Regions from separate parts of the Homo sapiens genome. Here regions 2 and 3 are each linked to region 1. A link is a contact called in ENCODE Hi-C or POLR2A ChIA-PET data. All regions are on one chromosome and are shown on one strand. Each heading gives the region's core, a stretch centred on a gene start or an enhancer-like site at or near the end of the contact. The rest is flanking DNA. Distances are from core to core; before and after follow the strand shown.

Region 1 (4,545 bases), core at 905-3,404:
GCGGGCAGAGAGGGGCGCGCGGGCGGGGAGGGCCCAGCGTATTATGGGATGCGGCGGTGGAATGGGGCTGGGCGCGTGATTTTGAACAAACCCTGGTCTGTGTCTCGGAGGCGCCGCCGCCGCCGCTGCTGCTGGGAGCCCAGGGAGCGCCGCGCGACCAGGAGGCGGCGGCGCCGCCGGCTTTGGTGAGTGTCAGCCCCCGGGATGGGGGCTCCTGGGCGGGCTGGCGGGAAGGGGGAACCGGCCCCCGCTGCGAGTGCCTGCGCGGGCGGAGAGCGCTGGACCGCTCCCTCCGGGAGCCCGGGCCGGTGGGCCTTGGCGGGGAGCGGGAACCCGCCAGCGGGGTCCGCCGCGCCCCTTCCCTGAAGCTGGGTTGCGGGGGGCGAAGGATCCTTGGGGCTCGGTCTCTTCCCGTCGGCTCCCGAGAGGGTGGCTGTCACCCGGCAGGGCCAGCGCTCGGCCAGCCGCCTGCCCGGCGGTCTGGAGTAAGGGCTCCTGCGGCTGTTGACACGCACACTGCGCGACCCAACAAGCCACCCGTGGCGGCCCCAGGTTTCTGGGAACCGGTTTTGCTGCTGTGTCATTTTGTGCCAGTCCCTCCTCTCCCTACTGCCCGCCGCCGCGTTCTTCCTATGCCCCTTTGTACAGGCTCTTGTTCGTGCGTGTCCGTTTTCCTCGCGAAGCCCACCAGCCAAATGTCATAATGTTCCCGAGGTGCACGGGGGAAGGGAGCGGGCCGGGACTTAGCTTGGCCAGCAACGGTAAACAACCAAGCAGAGTGCGGATGGACGGGGCCGTCAGTGGGGAAATGAAGTTTAAAGATGAAGTAATTGAGAACACTTTATACTCTCAGCATCTGGTAGTCTGCATATAAAAACAGCAATTGGGGTGGGTGGTGGACAGCCCTTGTTGAAGGCTGAATCTACCGACTTTTATATGGAGTTGCCATTGAAACAAGGTAGGGAAATGAAATGACTTTTTCAACTTCAACTTCAACCTTACTCTTCCTACACTAACTTAGACAGTAGAGTGGCCCTGTTCGCAGCCTTGAAATTCAGTTTGCCCAGAGCTTATGTTGTGGTTGAATGATACAGAATTCAGCTTTTGGATGGTTAACTCTTTCTAAAATTGACAAAGGCAGCCAGTTTCCTTTTTTTTTTTTTTTAATGCTGATCTCTTCAGAAGCCTTGCAGCTTATGTTTTGTTATTTTTTAAATGATTAAGAATTACCTCTGTTCTCTTTTGGTTACTTATTCAACTGACTGATGACAAGAGCTGGTAACTCTTACCTACCTAGTAGGTAGCTCTAGGATCTTGTTCTGAAGCAAGCTGTTTATTTTTACTGTACAGAACAAATATATCAGCAGCAGATGGTTTTTTTTTAATTTGATGACTTAGATCCTAAAAAAACATTTGGCAAATAATTTTAGCTAAGAGTTATATTTTCAATATTTTAGAAATCGATCATTCATGAATGTTTCTACAATTAGTTCAATCATTTCAAATCTAGTTGCGCTTTGACGTCTTAAACCGATGACAGATTGGAAGTCGCAGTGTTCATGGACAGAAATGACCAGATAAATTAAGTTGGAGAGGAAGATAGCTCAGAACTTTATTTTTTTAAATTAGATATTTTGACCACTTCATCTGCATGAGGATTGCTGCCTGTAATTGACAAAGGTGTCAAAGGTCGAACATGCATATGGAAATAGCTCATCCTGTCAAAGTAGTTCTGCGGGTGGGGTAAAATGTCAAAGTTGGTGAATGACATTAAAGGTCTTTCACAGTGTTTTTAGTGCCTGAGATAGCCACAGTGAATGAAACGCATTCCACCATCTCTCTCAAGTTGCTGCTCTGAAAATGAAAGAGTTTGGGTTCTTTATTGTCCTTATGCCACCCTCCGCATGGCTTTTGGTCTTGCAAACAAAAATATGCCGGACTTGGGACCCCGCAGGTGGCGCGACTTCCTTTGGCGTCCCTGCGGGGGCCCGTGCTCCGCCCGGGGGTGAAAGGTCTCGGCGTAGCCCGTGTGCACTTGCACGGCCCTTGTGCGTTTGAAGGTTGGCGGGGCGGCGGGAGGCTTCCCCGGATATGTGGGTGTGCGCCTCCCGGGTGGGGCGGGCGGGGAGGGGAGGAGGAGGAAGGGGGAGGTTACTGGTGGTGGCGGCGGCGGCGGCGGCCCGGGCTCCGGCTGTCGGGGAAGCTGCTGAGCTGTGATGGTGATGACGAGGTGAAAATGGCGGATCTTTCGAAATACAATCCCGGCCCCTGACATACCAGAGGCGGCGGCGACGGCGACGTCGCCACCCCGGCTCCCTTCTCGGTCCCCGGGTACCCTGGAGCGCTCCAGTTTGGACAAACTGGGAAAGGAAGCTGCTGGCCAGAGCTATCGTGCACGGGCAAAACAAGCCCCGCCGGGGCTCGGGATTGCCCAGGACCTTCTGGAGCCCCTACCTCGGAGCCCGAGGGAGGAGAAAGCGGCAGCCGCTGGAGGTAGAGGAGGATGGGGTACCCGAGGGCTTCTCTGTCCGGAGATCTCTTTATTTGGGGGGATGGGGGTGGGTGGGGAAAGAATTGCGCGGTGGATCAAGGAATGACTTGTCCGGAGTGCGAAGAATCAGTAGCCTCGTCATGACATCAACATTATTCTTTGAGTGTTAAGAGGGCTCCAGTTTGCTCTTATACCTAAGGCTGCTGCTGAGGCCTAGAGGAACCGCTAGCACTTATCATGATTTCCTGATATAATGTTTAAAACAGCCACTCTGGCGGGTGTTGCTTTGATGGTGTTCAGCAGTTCTTGGGGTTGTACGTTTCTTTAGGGAGGCAGAGCATTGGCATTTTATCTGCATTTAAGATCTGTGTCTTAGATCCTAGTCTGTAACTTGTTGGGTTGTGGATGTTCACATTTTATAGAATAGGGACCAGTTTTGTAAGAATTAGAAAAAAAATTTTTAATGCTCTGTTATCCTTAGAGTAACTAACCTCTTTGCCCCTGCCATTTGGCATATAACAATTGAGATACTCTCAGTTATATTTTATACTCATGCTTTTCAGGGAAGTTCTTCTCTATACTCACCCTCCTGCCCCCGCCAACCTAGTTCATGAATTCAGAGAGTAAAGTTATGAAAAATTTTGCTGTAGATTTTATAATGCAAATGAAATACAGCTCTAGGAGCTCTCTTTTGGTCCTGAGTTTTACCTTCATTGTTAAGAAGGAGAGTTGCGATGGGGTGATGCAAGCATTTGTTGTGAGTACATTAAGTTGGGAAAAATAAATTGAGACCTCTGTTATTTCTAAATCACTAAATGCTGGAGTGATTAGCCTAGCCCTTTGTTTAGAGAGCTGGATTGATTGACTATAACAGCCACTGTTTTATTAGGTTATCTGAAGACCCATGTTAAGTTTTAGGTTATGCTGAAAGATCCGTAAGGAGTCTGTCTCCTTGCACACAACACTAGTGTTACAGAAAAGTTACATGTGAATCAAATTTTTAGGCTGGGCAAAAAAATTTTTATACATTAATTTGGACCCTATGCTTTTCCCCCAGCTTTTTTGGGTCAATGACATTGAGTGTATAATGAACAGAAGGATTAGTATTGAGGAATGCCCATGGGTAATGTTTATGATTAGCCCTAAATTTCCGTATTCAAATTGTCTACAGAGAGTATATGTGATATTATTTCCTTATTCAAATTGTCTACAAAGAGTATATGTAACACACTGTGCCATAGTGTGTCATATATCACAAATTTTGTAGTTTACTTAGAGGGGAAATATTTTGTGTGAATAGGTGTGTATAGTTTGTAGGTCTGGCTTTCACTTACTAGAAGAATAAGAGACCCAAAAAAATTTTTAGGAGAAATACCTTAGAGGTACTCAGAAGGTTTAATGATGACGATAATGATTATTTTTTAAAAATAATTTGTCTGATGCTGTATTATTCAGTAGGTATTTGGTTTTGTCTTTTTAAAATTACAGTTTTTATGTTGCAGTTATTTGACCCATGCCTTATAGCTGCTGACTCAGTAGTAAGACTAAGAATTTTAAAAATAATTAAAATAGGGAGATTAAAAAGCTTTTTCATTGGCTTTCTTTTAATCACAGAGGGCTATTGTCTCTTTGTGATTCTTTGTGATTGTCTTTAAAGACCAGTTTTCAGATTGTCCTGGTTAGAACAATTGTGTATTAATAATTAAAAGTGTGTTAGAAATGAAGCAAGAATTATACCACCAGAGATAGTCCAGTGTTCATTTTTTGGGGGAAGAGTATTATAGATTTTCACTACTTTTTCTTTATTTTTTTCCAAGGCAGAGTTTCACTCTGTCGCCCAGGCTAGAGTGCAGTGGCGCAGGCTAGAGTGCAGTGGCGCGATCTTGGCTCCCTGCAAGCTCCGCGTCCTGGGTTCACGCCATTCTCCTGCCTCAGCCCCCTGAGTAGCTGGGACTACAGGCGCCCGCCACCACGCCGGGCTAATTTTATTTGTATTTTTAGTAGAGACGGGGTTTCACCATGTTAGCCAGGAAGGTCTCCATCTCCTGACCTCG
Region 2 (4,545 bases), core at 596-3,095, 5.3 Mb before region 1:
CTGCAGACTGTGAAAATTCATTGAGCTGTCTACACTTAGGATATGTGCACTTTTTAAGACACATGTTTCAATAAAATTATTATTTTTTTAAATTCCACGCCAGGTACAGTGGCTCATGCCTGTAATCCCAGCACTTTGGGAGGCTGAGGTGGGTGGATTGCTTGAGTTCAGGAGTTCAAGACCAGCCTGGGCAACATGGGGAAGCCCCATCTCTACAAAAAATATAAACATTAGCTGTGTATGGTTGAGCGTGCCTGTAGTCACAGCTACTTGGGAGGCTGAAGTGGGAGGATCACTTGAGCCTGGGAAGCAGAGGTTTCAGTGAGCTCAGATAGCGCCACTGCACTCCAGCCTGGGCAGGAGTAAAACCCTGTCTCAAAAAAAAAAAAAAAAAAAAAAAAAAAAGAAAGAAAGACAAAAGAAAAAAAAATCCAGGAAGTCTATGAAAAGACATCAACTCAACATAATATTACTCAAGGTTATTACTATAATTTGTGAGCCGTCAATATGAGAGTCACTCTCTAACCTGGTTATTAAATGCACTGGATTCAAAACAGTTGTCCCTGGCCTAGAATAACTAAAATGCCAAATCAAGTTAATTATTTATCTTTAAAATCTCTAATCTCTCTGCTCTTCTCTCCCTTCAGTGATATTGTCATAGTTTAATCAAAGTCATCTTCCACCTTAAATTTCATCTGTCATCATCTCCTAATCAGTTTCCCAATAGCTTATTTTAACTGTTCTTTGCACACTAACCAAAGTGATGTAAAGTCTAAACCCAGACCCTTTCACTTCTTTTTTTCGAATGCCTCAATAGAAGCCCATTAAATTTAAAATGTAATGCCAACTCCAAGCCCCTGTCTGCCTCATCTCTCTCACATCATGCTGTTCTTTCCCTCCCTCAATATGCTGGAGACACTTTGGCTTTCTTTCTGTTCTTCCAAAACGCCGGGCTGTCTCACCGAGAGACCTTTGTCTGCTGTCCCCTCTGCCCAAAACAATTCATCATTTTATTGGTTCCATGGCTGAATGACTGATGGTTTAAATGCCATCTTATAAAGTTCTCATATAACAATCTTATCTGAAGTTATCCTCCAGTGTCCACACCATGCCTATTTCTTTCCTTGACATGATTAATTACTATTCTATGTGCTTGCTTACTTGTTGGTTTTCTCCCTCTTCTTTGTTAGACTGAAAATTCTATGAGGGCAGCTATCGTGTCTAGCTGTGTTAGGGGCGTATCCCCAGTGCCTAGCAAATGTATAGCATACAAGACGTCCTTCAATAAACACAGAAATACTTGTTTAATGAATTAATAGACATTCCCTAAAGATCACAAGATACCTGTTCAGCCACGAAGAAGACTGCACTGTGCACTGCTGTTCAAAGACATGGCAGTGAAATCAGATGCCTTTCAAACTCTAAGCCTAAGCAGTATTGGCATTCCGTTCTCGGTTTCCTGGCTGTCACAACTACAGTCCCTTAGCCCGAAGCGAAACCCCCTCCGCGCTCCGCCCGCTGGCTAGGTACCAAGTCTCGCGGCCCCACCCACCGCGCAAGCGCGCCCCCTCTTTGGCTGGGGAGCTAACCTCGGGAGGGCGGGGCGCCGCCGCGAGCCACCACTGGCACAGGGTGACGTCGCTCCGCCGCGCAGCTGGAAGCCTGCGAAGTCAAATAGCAGCCGCGGGGAGGCTCGTTCCCATCGGCATCTGTGACTGGCTGCGATCGAGGGCCCGGGCGGCCGGCCAGCCGTCTCGCCGAGTGCGGACTGGCCGGATCTGCTGTCAGTCAGCGGGAACAGACTTCTCCCTCTCCATCTGGTCAACTGCGGGAGAAAAATTTTCGAGAATTTCCAGCAGGCAAGGCAGTGGCCGCTTTGACTGCTTGCTTCGGAGATCCGAGACGACGGAGAAGGCACTCTTATTTACCGACCAAGAAAGCTCCTCCCCCGTCCTCCGTTAGCTAATTAAAACATTTTTCAGGGACGTAGCCATCCAGAGGTAAGAGCCTAGAGAGTGCAATTCATTTATTTCTGCTAACCATGTATGCTGTTCTTTATTGGCGGTCGCGGAATGGAGAGTAAACGGAGAAGGGTTTCCCGGGAGGTCGAAGGGGAGACGTCGGTTTCCGTTCCCCCGCCCCCCGAGTCGGCGCTTGGCCGGCGGCCTCTCGGAGTTCTCAGAGCGTCGCTTTCTTCCCTTTGGAGGTCGTGAGCAGCTCGTCGGGGTGAGGCGGGGCCCAGCTGGGCTGCCTGCGCCCCGGGCGGCGGGTTTCCAGCCCAGACTGCGCTCGGCCTTGAATGTGGCCGCAGGCTGGAGGGCCAGCGCGGCGCGAGGCGGGCAGGGTGGGTGGGCTGGGACTGGAGACCCTTGCCCGAGGCCCCGGAAGCGAGGATGCTGCGGGGTGGGTGCCGCGTTGCCTCCCGGGCGAGGGAAACGTGGCGACAACGGGCTCGGTACGCCCAGAGGGAGGTTGGGAGGCGGAGACCTGGCGGCAGAAGGTGCCGAGGGAGCCCAGCTATTTGCGAGGCTTCGCAGGCAGGCGGGCGTGTGTTCTTCCCACCGTGTGTCACCCTGACCACCCGCCTGTCAGGGCCAGCGAGCCGAGGCCAGGATCCTGAGCTGTACCCAGGTGAGCTTTTCAGGAGGTCCGGCATCGTGAAGGATGCACAGCCCCGGCTGGTTTTGATCCGAAGACTTGGGTTTTACTTTGCGCAGGGAGCGCTGTAGTACTCAAGGCGTTGTAGCTGGTGATGTCTTTTTCAGCAGCCGCTTTCTGTAGATGAGGGAATTCACCGGATGTGACAAAGAGGCTCCAGGTGGAAATAGCCAGGGAATTTGCAGTCTCAAAAGCTCCACGGGCTTTTCTGAGCCTCCCACTGCTAACGTGCAGCAAGGCCTCATCGGTTCTTTCCGTCAGGGCGGAGGAATGAGGCTGTCCTTCGGTTTCAGAATGAGCGACTAAAGTGACAGATTACAATGACGATGAAAAAGAGCAATGAGACCGGTAGCAATGGCTCACGCCTGTGATCACAGCACTTTGGAAGGCCAAAGCGGGCTTGAGCCCAGGAGTTCGAGACCAGCCTGGGCAACACATCGAAACCTCGGCTCTACAAAACATACAAAAATTACCCGGGCGTGGTGGCATGTGCCTGTGGTCCCAGCCCCGGAGGCTGAGGTGGGAGGATCTCTTGATCCTGAGTGGTCGAGGCTGCAGTGAGCCGAGATCGCACCACTGCACTCCAGCCTGGGCGACAGAGCAAGACCCTGTCTCAGAAAGAAAAAGAAAAACAGCCATGGTTTGTGGTGTTCTGGTTAGGCAGCTGTGGCAGGAAGAAGAGCAGCACGTGCGTGTGTGTGTGTCTGATAAAATACCTTAGTTACAATATTTGAGTAGTGAGTTCTCGCTAATAATTTTTTCTTGCAACCTTAGTCATTACTACTGATCACCCAGGCAAATTCCTTGACTGCAATCCTTAGAGACGAGGAAAGAAGAGAGGAGAGTGGCTGGTGACATAATAGACTGTGAAGGAAAGTTCTTAAAGGCATTATAAAGTTACAGGTTTGGGATATAGTCTGTGGCTTGTATGCATATTTACTAACGTGTCTTAAAAGATATCTATGGGAATAGAATACTGAGTACTTTTCACTGCTCACATTTCACACTTTTCTCCAGTCACACATCTGAACATAGACATATTCACATTAAACCTAAGGGGAGTCCTTTGGAGTTTTTATTGTTGTTTTCTTTTTTCCCCTCAGGTAAAGCAGTAAATTTTCTTTCCCTTCCTCCTAGCAGGGTATTGAGAAAGAAGGTATTGGGGTCCCAATTAGCTGAAATACATTCTGGAAATTTCCATACTATTTGAATTTACTGGGATGCCTTAATTGATTTTCTAAAAAGGTCGATAGGTAAATATTTGGTTTAAGAATATTTAAAAGGGCTGTGTTCTCATTGTGGAAGTTGTAGATACCTAAATGCCACTTCATAATGGGCAGATAGGAATGCTTTCTTAAAATATTTTTTCTAGAGGGATAAAATCTAAGCAGGTTTCAGAACTTTAGAACTCCTGAATAATTTTGGCATGTGCTTAAACTGCCCTTTTGACCTGCTTTTAACATACAAGAACAGTTTAACTCAAATCCAGTGCACCTTCCTGCCAGAGAAAGTGCTTTCCTTTTGGATGACTTGACTTCCAAAGATTGAATATAATGTTAAAATGGTTTATAAAAATAAACTAGCCATGTTTTCCGATCAAAAAATTGACCTAAATCTCCCCTGCTTACTTAAAAAGATTCCTTCTCTCTCTTAGTTTGTGGAATAATGAACTCATCCCAATTTTTAATTGCTGAACTGACAAAAGACAATCCTTAGGTGTTTGCTAGTTTGTTCTCCACTCTTTTTGTTTAGAGAACACTGATTGCTTTTTTTTTTTCCTTAAGGTTTTTGTTTTTCACATCACAAGTTCTACTCCCCTTGCCTTGCTGGTCAAAGCATAGTCATTCCCATGGGCATCGGCAGAGCTGTGGGGTCTATGATGGCAGA
Region 3 (4,545 bases), core at 1,425-3,924, 5.1 Mb after region 1:
GCTGCAGTGAGCCGTGACCGGGCCACTGCACTCTAGCCTGGCCAACACAGTGAGATCCTGTCTCAAAAAAAAAAAAGAGTCAAGGATATTCTGAGGTTTTGGCCTGGACAAATGAAGGATGGAATTGCCTTCAAATGAGAAGAAAAAGACTGCAGGCTATGACAATGAATTTGATTTTAAACAACTGCAAGGTGCTGATATGCTATCAAAGTGGAGATGTAGAATACTCAGATGAGTATAAGAATCTAAAGTTCAGAAGAGTGATCCCAACTGTAGATATAAATTTGATAACCATTAAGGTATAGACAATAATCGGCTGGGCATGGTGGCTCATGCCTGTAATCCCAGCACTTTGGGAGGCAGAGGTGAGTGGATCACTTGAGATCAGGAGTTCGAGACCAGCCTGGCCAACATGGTGAAACCCCACCTCTACTAAAAATACAAAAATTAGCCGGGCATGGTGGCACGCGCCTGTAATCCCAGCTACTTGGGAGGCTGAGGCACAAGAATTGCTTGAACCCGGGAGGCAGAGGTTGCATGAGCCAAGATCGTGCCACTGCACTCCAGCCTGGGTGACAGAGCAAGATTCCTTCTCAAAAAAAAAAAAAAAAAAGATATACACAATAATTGGCCATCCATTTCTCCAACAGCCAGGAAGAATGCTGGTATTGAGGCTAATACCTAAAAAGAACAGTAGCTACCGTGGCTTCCAGTGCTTTAATGAACCTCCGATGTGGGGCCTTCTGGCAAAACATTTGCAATTTCATATTGTTGAAGCATTCATTGTATCCCTGGGGGTTTTCGCTATGTTCGCGGTGGCTGAGCCAAGAAAGAAGGCATGTGTCGACTCCTACAGAAATGATGATTCCATAAAAGATTTTGAGGAGATGAGGAAAACGTATATTTCAGAGCACAAAGTGATTTTGCAATATAAAGAATTTCTTTGGGTTGAATTACCTAAAAGTTTGTCACTGACCTGTGTTCTTGAACTATGAAATGTGAAAGTTTCTCCTGATAAGTAAACAATTAAAAAAATAAAAAAGATAGACAATAATCAAAGCCACAAACTTTGGATGAGCTAACCAAGGAGTGAATTTAGATACAGAAGAGATGAGAATGAAGGATGGAACCCTGGCTTCCAGAACACTCCAAAGTAAAGAGGCTGGGGAGAGGAAGAGGAACCAGCCAAGTAATGTGAGAAAAAATGACACATGAAATAGGAAGACAATTAACAGAGAGATATCCTAGAAGCCAAGAGAAGAAAATGTGACAAGAAAATTATAATATTCAGGTATTTTTGGTTTCTTTGGATTTGTGTAACATAACGATTTCTGTCATACATGAAGATGCCTTCAACCTCCTTTCAGAAATAATATACATTTTGGTTTGCTCACAAAGTAGGCATCAGGGTCTGTTGTTATCTCTTGTCACCCCTAATTTTTGAGCAATAACTCTCTTGACACAGTTTTCCTAAAAAGAAACTCAAAAAAAAAAAAAAAAAAACTGTGATGCAGTGTTAAATATACATGTATCACTGACCTAGGATTGCAAGCTTCAGTACTTCCTCTGCCATTTACTAGTTATATGAACTTGGCCACATATCTAATAAGTTCAGTTTCTTCCTCTGTAAAATGGGGGTAATGCTGGCTACTGCTTCTACCTAAAGACCTACCTAAATTAAACAATATATATCACTGGACTTCAAAAACACAAAATAAAAGCAAAAAGCGTTGCACAGGCCGGGCGCAGTGCCTCACGCCTGTAATCCCAGCACTTTGAGAGGCCGAGGAGGGCGGATCACCTGCGATTAGGAGTGCAAGACTAGCCTGGTCAACATGGTGAAACCCTGTCTCTACTACAAATACAAAAATTAGCCAGGCATGGTGGCACACGCCTGTAGTCTCTGCTACTCGGGAGGCCGAGGCAGGAGAATCGCTTGAACCTGGGAGACGGAGGTTGCAGTGAGCTGAGATCGCACCACAGCACTCCCAGCCTGGGTGGCAGAGCGAGACTGCCGTCTCAAAAAAAAAAAAAAAAAAAAATTGTTGCACAAGAAAGGGCTGTCATCGTAGACAAAAAGTTGAAATTATTAAGATGAAAAGAGGCGCTACCAAGAGGTACTACAGAATTAGCCCCCTCAAATGATAAACGTTGATCCAAATTAGACCACCTATGGAAGTTTAAGAACTGGAATCGCCTATAACGAAGTAATTCCGAAAGCACCAAAAAGCACTTTGAAAATTGCTCTAATTTACAGACTTAAGCCACTCAAATACATCATCTTTCCCTTATCAGAACTCACCTCACTTATCACACTCCACTACCCGCAGCCCACACCCCAGTATCAGAGACGACCCAGTCCTTGCCATGCCCATAGGTGGCTGGAGGGCGCTCGATGTACGTCCCGCTCCCACTCCCTCCCTCAGGGTGGACGTCTCCAGAATGGAGTGAAACCCTTCATAAGGTCACTTTTAAGTAGTAATGACCCACCCTCTGAAAAACCTAGAGACCAGAAACAGCACGAGGCATTTTCAGCACCCAGAGCAGAATCCGCCTTGCACTCTGCTGCAACCAGAGACTCGGTGCCAGAGCCATTTCCCCTGCAAGACAACCCCTCGCCTTACCTCTACCCATGCACCTTACGGCCGCCGCCATGTTGGGCACTCCGGATTGCGTTCACGAAATTGTTCCTACGTTTCTACTGGGAAGAATTAAAAAAAGGTTCCGTTCTAGAATCCGCAAAGAGGGAAGGAGTTAAAAAGAGAAAGAGGAACGGGGCGGGGACCAAAATGAGCTTTGCTGCCGGCGTGGCGGTGTTACTGTTAGTCCTCCGTGTTGCCCAGGACCCTGTGTGTTTCGTGGTTCCGGTATGGCTGGTTAACCACCTTCGGGAAAATACGATCCTGTTGGCGATGCTGTGATTATTTTAATCCTTCCTTCTTATTCTTTTTCTTTTTTGATCCTGCAAGTGTACTCAGAGCGACAATTTTAACAGGCTGTGAGAGTACTTAATACCCAACGTAAAATCTTGAAAAACAGGAACCCTGAAACCCACTAGCTTCCTCCGCCACTTTTCCGGCCTTGGAAAGACTTATTTTAAAAATTCTCTAGGCGTTTTCGCCGCTACCCGAGGGAGGTGTCCAACTCACTGACAAACTTTTTTTGCTAATTGTCAAACTTTCTGTCAGCGCAAGATCAACCTTAGCTTTAAAATCTTAAATTAATCTCTACATTTACCCCCTGCTGGCAAGCGAGTAGACTTACCATTAGGATCAATTGAATAATAATACTTGACATTTATAAAACATTTCTAGTTTTAAAATGGCAGCTCCAAGACCCACGCACAAGTTATTCTGATAGGAAAAAAAAACAAAAACAAAACAGAATGAGTGTACTTTCCATTACGTCACAGCTGTCGGTGTGGTTTATCTAAAACAAATCTGATTACGGATTTTATCACTTCCCAGCTTACCTCCCCCACAACACACACACACACACACACACACACACACACACACACACGTTTCTCACCTCCATAACTTGGTTCATTCTATCTTCTCTGCTTCGTGTGTACCGTACCCTACATCACCTAGGTAACTTTTTAAAGATTTCGCCTCAGGCTGTGTTTCTTTTAAACAGTTTTGAGATATAATTTACATAGCATACAATCTACCAATTTAAATTGTACAATTAAATGGTTTTTAGTGTACTCAAAGAGTTGTGCAGCCATCACCACAATATATCAGTTCTTGTCACCAGTCTGAGCTTTTTATGGGTAGAAACCATCTTACTCATTTTTGTAACCTCAGCACATACTTCAGTGCCAGGCCCATAGGAGGCTCTCAGTAAATGTTTGCTGAATAAATGAATATATGCATACATGAATTAGTGACTCAATTAGAATGGCAAGCCTGCAAAATTAACTTGCTTCAATGAAGCTGCCCACAGGCAGATGAACTGGATCAAAGGCATTTCCCAGATGCTTTATTCATATTTATACATAGTACTCATCTACATGAAAAAATAAGATTTCTAATGTATTGCCTTGTCTTGTTAACACCTAAGCAGTTACTTCAAAGATTCTATAACAATTTGTGACTTATGCAAAAAAATCGAAGAACTTAAATCTATCTTTGTAAACTTTTCCTTCTCTCCCTCGCTCCCTCTCATCCTCCCTTCTTTTCACAAATATATGAGTGCCTGCCATGTGTCAAGCAGTGTACTTGGCTATGCATAAATGAAAAAAACTAATTCAATTTGAGAGTAAGTACCAGAATTGGAGCAAGTTTACCCAGTCAATTTCAGAGAAAAACAAACACTCAGATTAGAGGTGCTGGTCCTTAGACCCTATATCTGTTTCCTTTCCACAGTCCACAGCTGGGGTCAGTTGGCCCCCATCTGTGGACTTTTTTTTCCCCCTCTCAAGACAGGATCTCACTCTGACACCCAAGCTGGAGTGCAGTGACAAGATCATAGCTCATTGCAGCCTTCACCTGCTGGGCTCAAGTGATCCTCATGTCTCAGCCTCCCAAGGGGCTGGGACTA

Evidence for each region. A loop is a pair of places that touch in the nucleus more often than their neighbours do. ChIA-PET counts read pairs that join two places held with the same protein, here RNA polymerase II (POLR2A). Pooled maps may share reads with other maps.
Region 2: a loop to region 1 is called in a pooled map, with 18 times the contacts of the local background. The contact joins the promoter of PPM1K here to the promoter of LIN54 in region 1. A Hi-C loop is called at or near these places in 2 of 37 single-sample maps with no recorded cell type and 10 of 50 pooled maps.
Region 3: a map of CD4-positive, alpha-beta T cell shows a loop between it and region 1 (5-fold over the local background). The contact joins the promoter of MRPL1 here to the promoter of LIN54 in region 1. A Hi-C loop is called at or near these places in 1 of 168 maps with a recorded cell type or tissue (CD4-positive, alpha-beta T cell) and 9 of 50 pooled maps. POLR2A ChIA-PET finds 5 or more read pairs at or near these places in 2 of 52 experiments (GM12878 and activated B cell).

Annotation. Positions count from the first base shown.
Region 1 is chr4:83,008,432-83,012,976 of GRCh38, reverse strand. It overlaps LIN54 (lin-54 DREAM MuvB core complex component), which reads left to right and starts at 2,154. Exons shown (of 13, transcript NM_194282.4): 1 at 2,154-2,493. RefSeq lists enhancers at 1-333, 2,215-2,314 and silencers at 11-340, 2,065-2,144.
Region 2 is chr4:88,281,861-88,286,405 of GRCh38, reverse strand. PPM1K (protein phosphatase, Mg2+/Mn2+ dependent 1K) reads left to right here and starts at 1,845. Exons shown (of 7, transcript NM_152542.5): 1 at 1,845-2,000. It overlaps PPM1K-DT (PPM1K divergent transcript), which reads right to left and starts at 1,476. Exons shown (of 5, transcript NR_134238.1): 1 at 1,345-1,476. RefSeq lists a silencer at 1,483-1,702 and enhancers at 1,437-1,960, 1,873-1,962, 2,003-2,062.
Region 3 is chr4:77,860,959-77,865,503 of GRCh38, reverse strand. MRPL1 (mitochondrial ribosomal protein L1) reads right to left here and starts at 2,674. Exons shown (of 9, transcript NM_020236.4): 1 at 2,625-2,674. The coding sequence starts at 2,655. RefSeq lists enhancers at 2,127-2,226, 2,587-2,986 and a silencer at 4,471-4,545.